Regions from separate parts of the Mus musculus genome. Here all the other regions are linked to region 1. The links are chromatin loops, found by intact Hi-C in ENCODE. Cell type or tissue: heart. All regions are shown on one strand. Each heading gives the region's core, and the rest is flanking DNA. Links, peaks and the distances in the headings are about the cores only.

Region 1 (5,859 bases), core at 542-5,541:
ATACATCTGGGACAAGAGGCATAGAGAGTGACAGGAATCTCAGCTGGGGGCTAATGACCCTCCCCTTTTCTTCTGGGAGCGGGGGACACAGGCTCAGTCTTGAGGGTCTGTTACAAGCAGTAGCAGCTGCTCTGGTGATAATTGTTGTTATGCTTGTTTAAAGATTGATTGATTGATTGATTAATGATTGATTTTATGTATATAAGTACATTGTAGCTGTCTTCAGACACACCAGAAGAGGGCATCAGATCCCATTACAGATGGTTGTGAGCCACCATGTAGTTGCTGGGAATTGAACTCAAGACCTCTGGAAGAGCAGTCAGTGCTCTTAACCTCTGAGCTACCTTTTCACTCACCACTATACCCCTACTCCCCCACCAGTCCTGCCCCTTTTTTGAGACAAGGTTTCTCTGTGTAATTTTGACTGTTCTGGAACTCGCTCTGTAGACCAGGCTGGTCTCAAATTCAGAGATCCACCAGCCTCTGCCTTCTCAGTGCTGAGATTTAAAGTATGTGCCACCACCACCTGGCCACACATAGAACAGCTTCTTGTTAGAAAATATTCAGGGAAATCTGAAATCTATGTTCACAAAACATGGTCATTTTTGTATTTGACTTAGAGTAATCTCTCACTCCCTTTGGGGTGAAAGCTAGGCTTTGACAGCTTTGGTGCTCAATCTGGGGTCCTAAGAACATCATTTTCATTAGAGGAGTCGCCCAAATCAGGGCCATGTGCCAGTACAGGCCTTTGTGCCCAAATGACCGTTTTGCTTCCTCAGGTTGGCAAACTTTCTGGAGCCTGGACATCACTTTGGTCTGACCAGTAGCCACTGGTCTGTGGGGATGGCTAATGAGCTGGTTAGGCGTTCCCGCACTGAGAACACTAGTTTGGCCAGAGCGGTCTCAGAGCATTTCTGTCTGTACAGGTGAACAGGAGCATTCGTCTTTTAGTTTACAAATGTATGACATACATGATCATCACAACACATTAACCTGAAGGTCCTTGGCCGTAGGACTAAGGATGCGTCATGGGCAGCCTACTCTAATTGAGACTTAAAAGCATGGACGACCCCAGGCATGGTAGCACAGGCCTGGAATCCCAGCACAGGCACACGAAGCATGCATATGCCACGGGGCCTATGTGGAGGGGAGAAGGTAACTTTCTACAGTCAGTTCTAGCCTTCTGTCAGATTCCAGTGATCGAACCCAGGTCGTTAGGCTTGTGTGGCAACCCACTGAGCAGTCTTGACAGCCTACGCAATCAATCACTCACTCAGAAATCCTCCTGTCTCTGCCTCCTAAGTGCTGGGATTAAAGGCATGCGTCTCCATGCCTGGCGCAGGCGGATTTCTGAGTTCAAGGCCAGCCTGGTCTACAGAGTGAGTTCCAGGACAGCCAGGGCTACACAGAGAAACCCTGTCTTGAAAAAACAAACAACAACAATAAATGTGGCTGAATACCTCAAAACATAGGACCTAACCAGAGCAATCAGTCATATAGATTCTAATTATAGGGTAACTTAACTTGATGACTCAGATTCCTGATGATGTGCCTGCTAACTAGCAGCCGGCTTGGAAGACTCCAAGGAGCCCTGTGGCAAAGTCAGACCTGGACCTGCCTTTGAGCAATTTCCCCATCAGTTCCTATTAGACAACCCAAACACTTTGGCTTGACTCTTCTTATCCAAATTATACAAAGCAGTCAGTTTCCAGAGAGTGTGGCACTGATGGTTATTATTTTGTTTTGTTTTTTTTTAAGGTTTATTATTTATTTTATGTATGTGAATACACTTGTCATGGTCTTCAGACACACCAGAAGAGGGCATCAGATCCTATTACAGATGGTTGTGAGCCACCATGTGGTTTCTGGGAATTGAACTCAGGACTTCTGGAAGAGCAGTCAGTGCTCTTAACCACTGAGCCATCTCTCCAGCCCTTGTTTGTTTGTTTGTTTGTTTGTTTGTTTTTTAGTTGGCCAAAATCCAGGGCCCAAAGAAGCTTGGAAGGAGTTTTAAGTGCTGCACTAGGAATTTTAAGACACTTAAACCCAGCACTCAGGAGGCAGCAGGCGGATTTCTGAGTTTGGTTCGAGGCCAGCCTGGTCTACAAAGTGAGTTCCAGGACAGCCAGGGCTATACAGAGAAACCCTGTCTCAAAAAAAAAAAAAAAAAAAAAAAAAAAGACACGATAAATTTCCAAAAAAAATCAAAAACATACCTTTTTAAAAATTAATCTGACCCTGTCTTGAAAAAAAAAATTAATCTGAGTACTGGAGGTAATTCAGAAGTTAAAGGTGCTTGTTGCCAATTCTGATGGCCTGACACACACACACACACACACACACACACACACACACACACACACACCACAAAGTCTGACTTCTGCAGAATATGTAGTGTGTCGCCTCCTGGCGACAAAAGTGTATGCGCCGCGTGGGAAATCTCCAGAGTTAAATCAGGACGGGGTGGAGCAGAGCTGAGGAGAGCAGGTTCCTGGCAGAATCCGTGGCCAATCCTGGCTGAGCTCCTGCAGCCGCGCGGGGGTGGGCTCCTAGTCTAAGTCCCTGGAGGAGATACCGAAGAGTAGAGTGGCAGAGGGACCGGTGAGAGGAAGGACTGGAACCTATTTGGCTAATGGGTTACCTTTAATACGAGCTGCCCTCTACTGTTCCCGCTGTGTGCCCGCTCTGGGCCTCAATTAGTCTGTTTGATTAAAGAGCCCAGAAAAAAATAGTGGAAGGCAAGAAAGAGAGCAAATTCTGACCTCAGTAAACGGGCCTGCGTTTATTAGCACAGCAGCGAGGGGCCCCAACTTTCTACCCCAGAATGGAAGTTGTACTAAGGGGAAGGAGCTAGCTGATCAGGACCCTTAGAGGAATTGGCCCTGGGCTTAGGTGTCGGGGAAATAGAGGGTACTGCAGATCAAGACAGGTTTGAGGAATTTGTAATCTCTTATTTATTAATTAAAAAAATTAATTGCTTGCTCAGACAAAGCAGACTGTTTTGAGAACTAACTCAATAAACAATTCTCGCTGAGATAAAGATATGGCTGACCAGGTGGTCTCAGCACAGTGATTTCTGGATTTCTACAGCTGGGGGAGTCTATCCTCTCATTCACCATCTGCAGACTAGGTAATCCTAGCTGGTAGGAGGGGCCAGGAGCTGTCGGTGGGCTTTGTACCTCCATTCTCAGCCTTCTCCCTGGGTAAAAACATTACGTGAGTATCCAATGAGTATCCAATCCTGGAAGCCGAGGCTTAGGAGTGTGCGGGGTGGGGGTGGGGGTGGGGGTGGGGGTGGGAGGGGTGGGTTGACTTCAACTGTAAACAAAGCTTGCCGGGTTGCCAGGCTGGCTTTGCCATTTGGGTAAGACCAGCTCTGATCTAACCGGTTGCAGGCAGCGTAGGGTTGACCTCAAGGTTTTCTGGATACAGAAGGCCGAGCCACCCACTCGTGGGTCGTTGAGGACTAAAAACCGAAGAACCGACGCCGGTGCCAAGGGGCTATCGAGACAGCTATGATGACAACGTCCCTACCCTGTCGGTTAATGTTTGCCGAGGCCGAACCTTGCACTTGCTAGCGAAAGGTTGAGGGAAGAGGGCTTGCACACATCAGACCCGTGACACTGTGGGGCTATTTCAGGGCACCCGAGAAATATCTTTGAGGAGGGGAGAACTAAAGAAACCAGTTATCCCTATAGCAGTGATGGGAACAAGGGCATATGCATCTGCCCCACCCAAGGGTTTCTTTCCCTTCATATGCAAAGGATCTTCAAATAATGTAAGAATGAATGTCTGCAAGCTGCTGACCTGGGAGCTCCGTTCCCTTCCTTCTCCCCACCCCCTCTTGGTTTTGTTTTTTGTTTTTCTCTGTTCTTGTGACCCAAGTGTCTGTGTAGCCTAGGCCGACCTTGAGCTGCTGCCTCCAGCTCTCCACTGTTCGCCTTAAAGGTGTGTGCCACCACCAGGCCTGGCTTCCTTCCAACTTTAATGCCCCTATGTTGATGATTTTACCCACTGCACATACTCTCTCTGTGTTCCAGTGGAGGGTTATTCTATTATATACCAAAGTTTATTTCTTCTCTGTTTGCTTGATGATTGACAGCTGAGTTGTTTCCAGCTTTCCTAGGCTACAAACAATGCTGCCTTTGTGAAGAGTTCTTGCACATAGGGGTAACAGTTTCTCCAAGGCAAACCAAAGATCTGCTGGGGGTTGCTGGTTCAGAGCTATTTACAACCTGAATTTGCCAACACCCAAACTTCTCTCCTGGGCTGCTATACCAACTTATGTTTCCCTGGTCAGCAAAGCAGCAGCGACTTTAGCTCATCACCGCTGTTGGCACAAAACCACAGTTCTCATCTCAGACGGGGTCAGGGATAGCCTGTTCTGCAGGCACATATGAGTAATGTGGGCTGGGAACGCAGACAGATTCAGGTCTGAACAAATACCATGTTCTGCTGTGGACATGGTTCCAGGAGACTTTATTAGTTGCAGAACAGAAAATAATAAATCAAACTACTTACTGTGATGTGGGTTACAGGTCAGGGGTTATAGCAAAGTAGGGAAAATTCTACTATAGGCTCCAGATATTAGCTGATAATCGTCTGAGGTTTTAGACTGTTGAAAGCTAGTGGTTTGCCAAGAATACATTTTAAGATGTTAGGTCAGACAGGGGGTAAACAATGAAGGCTTTCAGACAGACTGAAAGAGCCCAAGATAATTTACCTCTGATTTGCAAGGTTTTAACCCTACATTCTCCAAGTTCAGTCACTTGGCCTTGTAGAATCTTTAGCCCAAGTGCACCCACCCCCTTTTCTTCTGGGACTTGGCACTGTCAGAATGAATCTGTTCATTGGATGAGACTGAAACTGGGGGTTTAATCGAGGCTTAGCTGTTGTGAATTTAACTTGCAGTTCCTGATGGCCAAAGCATGTAAGTCTCTCTCTCTCTCTCTCTCTCTCTCTCTCTCTCTCTCTCTCTCTCTCTCTTCTTAGTTTTGTTCAAGACAGGGTTTCTCAGTGTAGCCCTGGCTGTCCTGGAACTCACTATGTAGACCAGGCTGGCTTCGAACTCAGAAATCTGCCTGCCTCTGCCTCCCAAGTGCTGGGATTAAAGACGTGCGCCACCACTGCCTGGCAGCATGTAAGTCTCTTTTGTGTGGACTTAATGTAATTGTGCATTGATTTTGATGTATGGAGGGCCCAGAGATGCAGTGTCACGCCCCCACTCCATGCCACGCCCCCACGCTCCATGCCACGCCACCTCCGGCTATAACTGATTCAGCATTACAGAAAGACCCAGATGGAGGATAAACTCAGTCACCCTTACAGCCTGGAATCAAGATGATGTGTGTGAGGCAACATGTCCTGTAGCCCAGGCTGGCCTTGATCCTTATGTAGCAGGGGAAGACCGTGAACTTCCAATCCGCCAGCTGACCTCCTTCCACACCCCAAGCGTGCACCACTACATCCAGGCTGCTTTTTGGTTTTTTTGTTTTGTTTTGTTTTGTTTTTCGAGACAGGGTTTCTCTGTATAGTCCTGGCTGTCCTGGAACTCACTCTGTAGACCAGGCTGGCCTCGAACTCAGAAATCCGCCTGCCTCTGCCTCTCAAGTGCTGGGATCAAAGGTGTGTGCCACCACGCCCGGCTCAGGCTGCTTATTTTTTGAAACAGGACCTTGCTTTACATCCTGATTTGTCCTTGAACCCAATGGCCTCTTGCCTGCACACTGCCTCCCCAGCTCCCCAGTGCTAGGACCACAGGATACCGGTAACGTTCTAAACTCTAATTATTTGCTCTTTCCGCAAGCGTTTATTTGCAGGCCAGCTTCACTGTAGACTCAACAGACTGAGGAGGGGACC
Region 2 (5,859 bases), core at 568-5,567, 150 kb before region 1:
CTGGAACTCACTCTGTAGACTAGGCTGGCCTCGACCTCAGAAATTCACCTGCCTCTGCCTCCCAAGTGCTGGGATTAAAGGCGTGCGCCACCACTATGCCAGATCTTAAGGTCTTAAGATGTATCTCATGCCGGATGTATCTGTGAGCCCAGTCTAGTCAACACAGTGAGTTCCAGGACAACCAGGACTATATGTAGCGACCCCTCTCAAAAATAAATACATAAATAGACAAACAAAAAAACAGGATATATTCCAAAGCCACAGTAATGAGATCAATATGGTACTGGCACAAAAACAGCCATGTAGCCCAACGGCGCAAACTCAAACATGAATAGAGTTATTCAGCCACTTAATATCTGGCAGCAATACCAAACGTAAGCTGACAGGAAGAAAGGACCTTCAACAAATGGTGCTGGGAAAATTAAATGTTCACAATCAAAGAATGAAATTGAACCTATATCTTAACCCCAGACAATAACTCACTCCAGTGGACTCCAAAAGGTCAAAGACCTAGATGTACAACCCTGGATGGTGACAAGAAAACAGGCAGTGCCCTACATGATCTAGGTGCAGGAAAAGACATTCTGAAGAGGACTCCATTTTCCCAAGAACAAAAAGATGTTGCACAGCTAGGGAAACAATTAACTCAAGAGAAGGCCCACACAGCCATCTCTGCCAGATACACATCTGCAGAGGATTCATTTCTAGAATATAGAAAGAGCTCAGAAACCACTAAGTCAAAGAAAAAAGAGAGAGTTGGGGGGGGAGGGGGGAATGAGAAACATTCAAAAAAATGGGTTTGGAACCTGAACAGACAATTCTCAACAGAATAAAAATGGCTAAGAAATGTCTCAAAAACTATTCACTGTCCTTAGCTATTAGGGCAAAGCAAATGAAAGCAACGGTGGAATTCATGGTAGCACAGTCAGAATAGTAAGGATCAACATACAGACACCAAAAAATTCTAGAGAGGATGTGGGGGTAAAGGGAGCCCTCCTCCTTCACTGTTGGCAGGATTTAAAACTAACACAGCCACTCTGAAAATCAGGGTGGAGAATTCTCAAAAATTTGGGACTAAATCTACCATATGACCCAGCTACACCATTCCTTGGCATCTTCGCAAAGGATGGTCGACTTCAAAGATCATTGCTCAGCCATGTTCACTGCTACCCAATCCACAACAAGAAGGAAATGGGAAACCACACCTAAATGACCTTCAAGGGATGGATAATGAAAATGTTATATATAGAAAAACCCCAGAGAAATAAAAAACTGGAAGTCCCCCAACCAAAAAAAAAAAAAAAAAGGTCCAGGTCTAGATGGATTCAGGGCAGAATTCTACCAGACTTTAAAAGAAATTAACAGGGCTGGTGAGATGGCTCAGTGGGTAAGAGCACCCGACTGCTCTTTCAAAGGTCCGGAGTTCAAATCCCAGCAACCACATGGTGGCTCACAACCATCTGTAACAAGATCTGACTCCGTCTTCTGGAGTGTCTGAAGACAGCTATAGTGTACTTACATATAATAAATAAATAAATCTAAAAAACAAAAAAAAGAAAAGAAAAAAGAAATTAACACTACTATTCCTCAAATATCTATGAGACTTCACCAATATAGATCCCTAACCACATCAACGTGATCTCAACAAGGACGAAGTCAAGAGATGCTAATGTGGACCAGGGAAAGCTCCCAGAGTCCTTAACCCTTCCCCCAGGGAGGAACAACAAACGATCAGACCCAAAAACATACAAGTAGCATCATAGAGACTTAGCAGGTTGCACATACAAGGGAGGACCTGGAGGGAGGAAATGACAGCCCAGGCTAAGAGACCCTCTTTCAAAAGGCAGGGTGGGGACAAATCCAAGTGGGAACATTTTCCTGCATTAGCTGAATCTTAAGATATGTATATCAACCCATTTGCACCTCCTACTGCAACTAAAGAAAAAGGAAGTCAGCTTTACAAGGCATCCATAGCATCTACTTTTTCTTTTTCAAGATTTCAGGTAAAAAAAGTACATCTACCACTTCCTTCCTGTTTGAGGAAGCAACTTAGAAAGTTCCAAAATGCCGGGGTTGATGGCGCACGCCTTTAGTCCCAGCACTTGGGAGGCAGAGGCACGTGGATTTCTGAGTTCGAGGCCAGCCTGGTCTACAAAGTGAGTTCCAGGATAGCCAGGGCTATACAGAGAAACCCTGTCTCGAAAAACAAAAACAAAAACAAAACAAAAAAGTTCCAAAATTCTACTTGTCCTGAACTTATCTTACCATTGTGATTTCCGCAGGAAATTCCAAAACACTAATTTTTGTTCCTTTGTCTGTTTTCAAGACAGGGTAGCTTTGGCTGTCCTGTTACTACCGCTGTAGACCAGGTTGCCCTCAAACTCATAGAGATTCGCCTGCCTCTGCCTTCTGCTATCACCCATGGTAATGATTTTTTTTTTTTTTTTTATCAAATCACAGCAGCAAACAGAAGTCAGAAAATGAGGTAGACCTTTTCTCTTACCGCAGATATACGCTGTAACTTTTAATAGCTTCAGAGAGTCCAAGAGCTGCAAGTCACATACTTGGGGTAAATCAGACAGACAGAGAACCTCTTAAGATTTAGTTACATTTTACGTGTTAAAAGATTTTACTCCATTTCACTACCTACCAGTTATTTCATGCTTATTTTCCGTTTTGTTAGCTCTGATACGAAAGAAACAGCCGTCTGTCTCCTCTTAACCAAGTACTGGGTGCGAGGTCATCACAACCGGTTTGTGTAGTACTAGGCAAGCAAGCACTCCACCAACTAAGCTACTCCCTCAACCCTGTCGTCTGTGTGGTTATTATAAGCACCTTATACGCTACCTTCCAACACCATAGCCCAGTAAACAAAACAACACAACCCACCGAGCACTGCTCAAAGCAAAACTAGCTAGCTAGGAGCCCCGAGAGCTGCACTGGGGCTCAAAGGGGGCACAAAGCCAACAAAATAAACAAGATATTGCTGTATGGGAAGGGGAGGGGCGCAGAAAAATGGCTTTTTAAAGCCTCCAAGGGCCTGCAGATCTCCAAACTGGGAGTGGGACTTAATCTACAAACCCGGATTTCGTCTGTACCTACTTTTTTGAATGGGTCTCAACGAAGTGGTCCTCCCTCCTCCTTCCCTAGTGGCAGAGCTTCGAGGCAGGCGTCGGAGAGCCCAGTAGCGAGGTCTGCAGCCTCCAGGACTTTAGGTGAGGGGCCCTCGGCGATGGGAATGGCATTTAAGGGGTGCAGGCCCAGCCCCAGGACTGGGGGGTTCGTGGGAGAGGGAGGCTGCCAGGAAGGGGTCTCTGGGCTCCCGGCCTAGCCACGCTCGCTTCCCCGGGACTCGCAGAAGGCCCTCACCCGGCGTCCCCTCCCGGTCGCTCCCGCAGAGGTCACCAGCACCACGCCCCTGTCCTTACCTCCCGGCAGGCGTACCTGAGCCTCCCCCGGACGCCCCGGCCCGCGAGGCGCTGCGCGGGAAGCCCCGCACCACGACCTCCAGGGCCCCGCCGCTCCAACACCAAAGCCCCGGCCGGCGCGCACTAGCCCACGGCGACCTGTGATTGGCTGCCAAGGGTGGACGCGAGGTCAGCCGCGCGGCGTAGCGCCGATCTGATTGGTTCCTCAAGGCCCCTGGGCGCGTTCTCTCACTCGGGCGCCCCTAGTGACTGCCGCGGGCGGAGGGACTGAGCTGGGACGATCAGGCAGTGGTGATGCCCACCCCTGAAATCTTGGACCTGCGAGATTTGGGAACCCAAAGCCAGGCCTTTCGTCCATTCCAGCATTCCCTCGGGGGTGGGGATAGGGTGGGGTGGGAGCGGGGGCTGAGGCAGGAGGATTGCTAGTTAAACGTGGCTGCTTAGGGAGAGGAGGTAGGAGTGGGGGTGGGAAGGGTGGGAGGGGCATAGATAAGAGAGAAAGAAGGAAAAAAAAAATGGAGCTTCAGCTAGCCTGGGCCCAGGGCCAGAGATGGTTCCCAGTCCTTTAGGAAACTGTTTGCCCACCTGTATTACAGCTATGACAGCTCCTCTCAAGTGTGTAGCTTTTGCATAAGCACACAAGCTTGCCCCTTGCACTTAGAAAACGACCTAGCTACTGAATTTGAAACAACCTTAAAGCTGCCTCTGGGACAAATCCAAATCAGCCGGCTGTTTTTATCAGGAAGGAAACTCAGAACAGATGTCCCAGGTTCGGTTTGTTTGTTTTGTGTTTGTTGTTTGAAAAACATCAGAAAGCGGGGCAGCTGTGGTGGTGCACCCACTTGGGAGGCAGAGGCAGGCGGATTTCTGAGTTCAAGGTCAGCCTGGTCTACAGAGTGAGTTCCAGGGCAGCCAGGGATATACTGTAAGACCCTGTCTCAAAGAAACCTAAAAATAAAAAAAAAAATTAAAAAATAAAAACCATCAAAAGATGAATGCCTTTTTGGAGCATGCGCAAATTACATGAAATTCGAATTTCAGTTTTCAGTTTTGAAACACAACATGCTCATTCTTTTTTTTTCTTTTTCTTTTCTTTTCTTTTCTTTTCTTTTTTTTTCTTTTTTTTTTTTTTTTTTTTTTTTTTTGGGTCTTTCGAGACAGGGTTTCTCTCTGTATAGCGCTGGCTGTCCTGGAACTCAGAAATCCGCTTGCCTCTGCCTCCCAAGTGCTGGGATTAAAGGCATGCACCACCACGCCCGGCTCATTCTTTTCCTTCTTGCCTGTGCTTGTTTTTTGTTTGTTTGTTTGTTTGTTTTTGTTTTTTGGGGTTTTTTTTGTTTGTTTTTTTGGTTTTTTTTGGTTTTTTTTTTTTGGTTTTTCGAGACAGGGTTTCTCTGTATAGCTCTGGCTGTCCTGGAACTCACTTTGTCGACCAGGCTGGCCTCCAACTCAGAAATCTGCCTGCCTCTGCCTCCCGAGTGCTGGAATTAAAGGTGTGCGCTACCACGCCCGGCTCTGTGCTTGTTTTCTTACTACACCAGAAAATTGTATTAATTACCAGAGACTGTCTGACTATATGACCCTTTGAAGGTTTGGGGCCATCGATGCATCGCTAGGTAAAAGCATAGATCTATCTCTAGATCCCACAGTGGAAAACCAGCTCTTGAAAATTGTCTGCCAGGTGTGGTGGCGCACACCTTTCATCCCATGGATCAAGAGGCTACAGCAGGCAGATCTCTGGGTTCAAGGGCAGCCTGATCTACATAGAGAGTTCCAGGCCAGCCAAGGCTACACAGAGAGGCATTTCAAAAAAAAAAAAAATGTTTTTTAAATAAAAAGATAAGTTTTCTTCTGAACTCTACACATGCACATACACTCACTCATACACTCGTGTGCATCAAATACATACCAAAATAAGCAACATTTTTTTCCAAAAGAAAAGTTTGCTATGGTGGTATGAATAAAAAAATGACTCCTGTATGCTTGAATGTTTGGCCCTTAGGGAGCAGCACTGAGGAGGTGTGGCCTTGTTGGAGTGGGTGTGGCCTTGTTGAAGGAAGACTGTCGCTTGTGGAGGGGGGCTGTGAGGTCTTAGAAACTCAATTCTGACCGGGATGTCGCTACTTCTCTTGCCTGTGGATGGAGATGTAGAACTCTGCTTCTTCTCCAGCGCCATGTCTGCCTGAAAGCTGCCAGGCTTCAAGCCATGATGACAATGGACTAAACTTACTTTGAAACTGTAAAGCAGCCCCAGGACCATAGTGCCTCTTCACGACAATAGACACCCTAACTGGGACATTTGCTTCTCCCGTTTATTTGCAGCTTTTGATGGGCGCGTGTGTGGTTTGTATGTGTATACGTGAACATGCATATGTGTGTGAAGACCAGAGGACAACGTCTTCCTCACTCTGTTTAATTTTTCTCTTTTAGC
Region 3 (5,859 bases), core at 312-5,311, 320 kb before region 1:
GACATATTTATTACACACACACACACACACACACACACACACACCCCGTTTGGGACCAATTTTTCCTTGGCAACCTTAAATCATTACCGTTCCTACTTACAGAAGAGTTCTAAGGCTCAGTGCTCCCATGCAGAGTCTGGAAGTTAACCATGATGACAGTCAACAGTCCTTAATCCCCGTTAATCCTTAACAGTCCTTAGCTGACACACACTTTCCCCAAAACAGATCTCCTTTATCCAAGATTCTCTTCGACCTATCCCGCCTTGTTCAGATTTTCTTAAAAGGACCACAAACTTGGTTATTAAAAGATAGTATTAGCTGGGCGGTAGTGGCGAGTGCTTTTGATCCCAGAACTCTGGAAGCAGAGGCAGAAGGATCTCTGAGTTCAAGGCCAGCCTAGTCTACAGATTGAGTTCTAAAACAGCCAGGCTACACAGAGAAACCTTGTCTCAAATTCTGCTGTTTTTTCCCCGACTTGCCAGTAGGTGGCACATCTTTCCTCCCCAGACAGGAAATTTCCAGTCTTACCAATTCACTCTTGGAGCCTCACACCGCCCCTCCCCACCCAGTGCCCCCCCCCCCCCCGTACCTTTTCCTCCCCGGGCTCTACACCGGAGGGTCCTTCCCTAGCATTAGTAGGGCCCGTGGCCCCGACCCGCTTCACATGGCAAGATCCCCCGGAACCTAGACATGATTCCGGGTGCTGGAACTCCCGCCCCACTGCCGGGGTACGGTGGGCCACTGCTCCCTGCTCTGTTTGGGCCTTGGCAGCACCGGTGGGCGGCGGGCAGATTGTGTCTGCTCCGCTTTGTAGCTGGGCTCCTTCCACTGGTCACCTCACTGCCTGTTCTGCGGCTTTCGGAAACCCAGGACCCTTTATAGGGCTCCCTTCCCCTGTTCTACAACCTTTATCATCTGCCCCACCTCTTCCAGATTCCTCCTCCTCCTCCAACCTCACGCAGGTCCGTGTTCATCCCATCTACCTCCATACCCTGACCCCATCGGTATTTAACCCATTTCGTGTTCTGATTCTATTACCCTTCGTTTGTTCCCCTCTGTTGCTATCACTATGCCTCTCGAGAGACATATCCAGTTTTCCTAACCTCCCTCATCCAACTCCATCCATGGTCTCACCAAGGCCCAGACTCGACTCAGGTCGCAGTCTTTGATTGTCATCTGAGCCACAGATCCCTTCTGGGGCCGGGGGCAACGACTTAGAGGAACAGTATCGCCCTTCCTCATAGATCTATATTCCTTTCTCCCAGACTCTACCCCCCAGCCCACCCCCACCTTAGCCCTTAGCCCTAACTGCTCCCCCTGGAATTTGTCTTCCGCACCCCATCGCATGACCTGGAATGGTTGCCAGTAACTCCTGTACGAGAGGATGAGGTTGGAGCACGAAGTCATAATCATAGCTGAGGCCTCTTTGCCACCGGGTTCCAAGATGCGCTCAAGATTAACTTGTTAGTGACTCCATCAACTTCAGTGATGACACACTGCTACGTAGAAAAATAGATACGATGATACAACTGTCTTCTTATTTTGTTTATTTTATTTTACTTTTTTTATGTCTATGGGTGCATTGCCTGTATGTATGTCTGTGTGTAATATTTGTGCCTGGTGCTTGCGGAAGACAGAAAAGGGAGTGGGGGGCTGGAAAGATGGCTTAGTGGTTGAGAGCACTGACTGCTCTTCCAGAGGTCCTGAGTTCAAATCACAGCAACCTCATGGTGGCTCACAACCTTCTGTAATGGGATCCAATGCCCTCTTCTGGTGTGTCTGAAGATAGCTACAGTTTACTTATATATAATACATAAATAAATACATAAAAGAAAGAGAAGGGAGTAAGATCTTCTGGAACTGGGGTTCACAACCATTCTGAGCAGTCTTCATGTGGATGATGGGAATTGAACTCAGATTCTCTGGAAGAGCAGCCAGCAGCCAATGCTCTTAACCAATGGGACATCGTTCCAGCCCCACATATGCCTTTTAGGTAAACGGGCATGATGAAGAGAAAGAATGATTTCAGAAAGAATAAAGACCCCGTGCGCTGCTGAAGGCTCTAGCACCAGAGAGGAGGGTGGCGGAAGAGGGCACACAGGTGGCTGCTAAATGATCCTTTGTGCCTTGCTAGGTTTTGTTTGTTTGTTTTAAGATTTATTTATTATTATATGTAAGTACACAGTAGCTGTCTTCAGACACACCAGAAGAGGGCATCAGACTCATTATAGATGGTTGTGAGTCACCATGTGGTTGCTGAACTCGGGTCCTTTAGAAGAGCAGTCAGTACTCTTACCCGCGGAGTCGTCTCACCAACCCCTCTTCTATGCCTTGTTCTGTAATGGTGAAGAACACGTGATTTTAAAACTGCTATCTTAGATGGGTGGGCTGAGTCCTTAAATCTGGAATGGAACACGGTTTGTCTTAGGAACTTCTGCAGAATTAATCCCCTCTAATTACTTATCACCACCAGGGGGCGCGCTGGCTGCTTGTTTCAAGAGCTTTTGACAAATGGTTACATTCATCATTCCTGGTAGCCCCTCAAACTTATGTTTTACTAAACACAATGAGGTTTTCACTGAAATGCTTTCCTCTTTTGACCTAATCTCCAAGAGGGGGGACCACTAACACAAATTTTACTATGCAGATTTCTCCCCAATAAATGTGCAAAGAGGCTTGAATGGGTAGCAAGCCAGAAAGCAGCACCCTTCCATGGCCTCTGCATCAGCTCCTGCCTCTGCGATCCTGCCCCGTTAACGTTCCTGTCCTGACTTCCTTCTGTGATGAACAGTAACATGGAAGTGTAAGCCAAATAAACCTTTGCCTTCCAACTTGATTTTTGGTTATGGTGTTTCATTGTAGCAACAGAAACCCTAACTCAGACAAGTGGTGAGGCATTGTTGACAGATCTAACCCTGTTTTGCAGAGGGTTGTGGAAGGACTTTGGAACTTTGGGCTAGAAGAACCATTGAGCGTTGAGGCATGCAAGAGATGGAGGATTGCCTTGTGAAGTTCCAGAGGGATGTTCAAAGTCTATCACGGCTGTTTGCTGTTTTGAATTAAGATTCTGTCATTCTGGTCAGCTGAGGATAGAGAGACAGCTTCAGTTATAATTAACAAGAAACCCGCACCACTGAACTGAATTCTTTGTGTTCCTGGGACTTGGTGCTGGCCAGCTGGAGCTAAGAAATTAGTGGGGACTAAGAGAAGACCAACACAAGGTGAAATCTTCTGGGAAGGGCTTCCTGAGGGCATAGAGAAGCTGTGTTCTAGAGGCGGCCACCATCGTACCTCGTTGGTGGTTCACCTTGTGATGTGTAAGAGTCACCCAGGTGGTACTGGTTTGAAGGCATGAAGGGTTCATGGAGAGCAGCTGAAGCTTGGCACTGTGAGGAGCCAGGAGAGGCCAATGGTGAAGGTGCAGCCACAGTGGCAGTTGAAGGCCCAGGATTAAAGGGGTCATGCAAAGAAATAGAGGGTTGGCACCATGAAGAGAGTCTATGATAGGCCATTGGTGAAAGTGCAGCCCAGTTGCAGCAACAGACCCCAGTGTTTTGGAAATGCCAATACCATGGGATGACCATCAAGAACAGCAGCAGCAGTGGAGTGGAGCCAGCCAGAGCCTAGAAGACAAGCTGTGTGTGTTGCAGACAGCAGACCCAAACCCGTTGGAGGAGCCCAGAAAATAGTGAGTGAATCTCAGATATTAGACATTGAGTTATTTACATTCTTAGAGTTTGGGTTTGCTTTGTCCAGATTGTGACTGTGCCCTGGTTCTTCCCTCTTGAAGAAGGTATTTAATTTAAATTTGATTTTTACAGGAGCCCACACTGAAAGACTTTGAACTTTTCAAAGAGATTTTGGAATTTATGGGAGGTTGGATATTTTAAAGAGACTGAAATTTTAATGTGCTTGAATTTGTAAAGACTGGAGAACTTTTAAAGTTATTTATGTTTTTAATGTGAGATCTTGGGGATGAGTAAGAAAAGGGTTATGGCTTAAAAGGTATGTGTATGTGGATCAAGTTGACAAGGGGGTCACTTGTGCTGGCTGGTTTTTTGTCAACTTGACACACAAATTAAAGGTATCTAAAAGGAGGGAGCCTTAGTTTAGAAAATGCTTCCATAAAGTCCGGCTGTAAGGCATTTTCTTACTTAGTTATTGATGGGAGAGGGCACATTCCATTATGGATGGTGTCATGCCTGAGCTGGTGGTCTATAGAAGGCAGACTGGGGGCTGGAGAGATGGCTCAGCAGTTAAGAGCACTGGCTGCTCTTTGTGAGGTCCAGAGCTCAATTCCCAGCAACCACATGGTAACCCACAACCATCCAAAATGGGATTTGATGCCCTCTTCTGGTGTGTCTGAAGACAGCTACATATACACATAAATAAATAAATCTTTAAAAAGCAAGCAAGCAAACAAGCAGGCTGAACAAGCCATGGGAAGCCAGGCAGTAAGTAGCAGCCCTCCATGGCTTCTGCACTGTTTCCTGACTCCATGACTCTGCCCTGTGTGAGCTCCTGTCCTGATTTCCTTCAGTGATGAGCAGCAATGTGAAAATGTAAGCTGAAGAAACACTTTTCTCCCCAACTTGATTTTTGGTCCTGGTGTTTCATCAAAGCAATAGAAACCTTGACTAAGACAGCCGTTGGTTGATATCTCTGGCAGGCCTGCTCTTTTCTGAAGGAAAATGGAGACGGAGTGGATCTGGGGGAGAGGAAGGGGGTGGGGCAGAGCTGGGAGGAGTGGGGGGAGGGGAAACTGTGGCTGGGATGTTTTGCATGAGGGAAGAATTTTTAAGAAAGTGTACAGTCAATGACCATAGTGTTCTTTATAAAAGGTAGAATTAGGAAAAACTTAAAATATGATATTTATTAAATAAATTATGATGCATATATTATGTGACAGTTATTGAAATAGTTAAAGATCCTACTAATGTAGAAGATGCCCACAAAAGTATCACTGTTATAAAACATGAATATACACTCTCGTTGATATAAAATCTTATATGATTGCATGTTGTAGAAATATTTAATCACAATCTGGGGTTTCTACCCTGCCTTTGGCCATTTAGTTCACAGATAAAAGACATATGTAGCCTTTATAATTATAATAAGCCTTAATCAGCACATGAGCTGGGCAGGTATCTATCCTCTATGCTACTATGTCTATTTCCCAGCCAATAATCCCATTATATAATGTGCCATGTTTCATCTGGGCTGCTCTTAACTCCAATCAGCCAGCCCACATGGCCCTTATTTTATAACTCATGTAACCCATGGTGGCTTCCTCCTCTCCCACCTTCTCCTCCACCTCATGATTCTCCCCAGCCTCAAGCCCAGGAGCACTAAACTCTGCCTAGGTCTCTTCTGTCCAACTATTTATTGGTTGCCGGCATCTTTATTCACCAATCAGAAATAATTTAGGGGCAAGGACACATAGCGTCACTTTGGTCTACATGCAGACTCTCTCATCTCTTGGACAACCAGGTCTTGGGGGCCTGTACTTAGCATTACAATACATAGCAAAGATTAAACCTCAACATTTATATAAAAGTTTTCTCTGTGATAAGTGGTAGTGTTTGAAAAAAAGTTTAAGAAGCAATGATATATAAAACCATCATGGTCCTGCTTGGGGCTGCCTGCGAGGTGGCTGCCATCTGTTTTGTGGTATCATGGCTGCCCTCTGGCCTCTGGTGAAGCCCAAAAGCATCAAAAAAAAAAAAAAAAAAAAAAAAAAAAGGACCAAGAAGTCCATCAGGCACCAGTCAGACCGATATGTCAAAAAAGCAAAACTGGCAGAAACCCAGAAGTATCGACAACAGGGTTCAGAGAAGATTCAAGGGCCAGATCCTGATG

Evidence for each region. Hi-C counts contacts between places; a loop is a spot of excess contacts. Peaks named below come from ENCODE experiments on the same cell type or tissue, not always from the same donor. Only the 100,000 strongest peaks of a DNase experiment are listed, where the experiment ranks them.
Region 2: it touches region 1 in a loop (2.2-fold over the local background); 2 of 42 quality-filtered maps call a loop at or near these places.
Region 3: a loop joins it to region 1, with 2.8 times the contacts of the local background. A loop is called at or near these places in 5 of 42 quality-filtered maps.

What each region holds. Positions count from the first base shown.
Region 1 is chr10:75,879,943-75,885,801 of GRCm38, reverse strand. No RefSeq gene overlaps it. Among named protein-coding and RNA genes, the nearest start is that of Derl3, 11 kb to the left of the region's middle. In heart, for the core only: a CTCF peak has its summit at 2,447; a DNase peak (open chromatin) is centred at 2,451; H3K4me3 peaks cover 1,210 bases; H3K27ac peaks cover 833 bases.
Region 2 is chr10:76,030,319-76,036,177 of GRCm38, reverse strand. Zfp280b (zinc finger protein 280B) reads right to left here and starts at 3,566. Exons shown (of 2, transcript NM_177475.3): 1 at 3,429-3,566. In heart, for the core only: a CTCF peak has its summit at 3,670; a DNase peak (open chromatin) is centred at 3,667; H3K4me3 peaks cover 2,521 bases; H3K27ac peaks cover 1,723 bases.
Region 3 is chr10:76,198,798-76,204,656 of GRCm38, reverse strand. It overlaps the pseudogene Gm2628. Among named protein-coding and RNA genes, the nearest start is that of Mir678, 5.7 kb to the left of the region's middle. In heart, for the core only: CTCF peaks have their summits at 467 (motif pointing right), 2,276 and 2,475 (motif pointing right); no DNase peak of the experiment used is centred there; H3K4me3 peaks cover 695 bases; H3K27ac peaks cover 546 bases; H3K27me3 peaks cover 240 bases.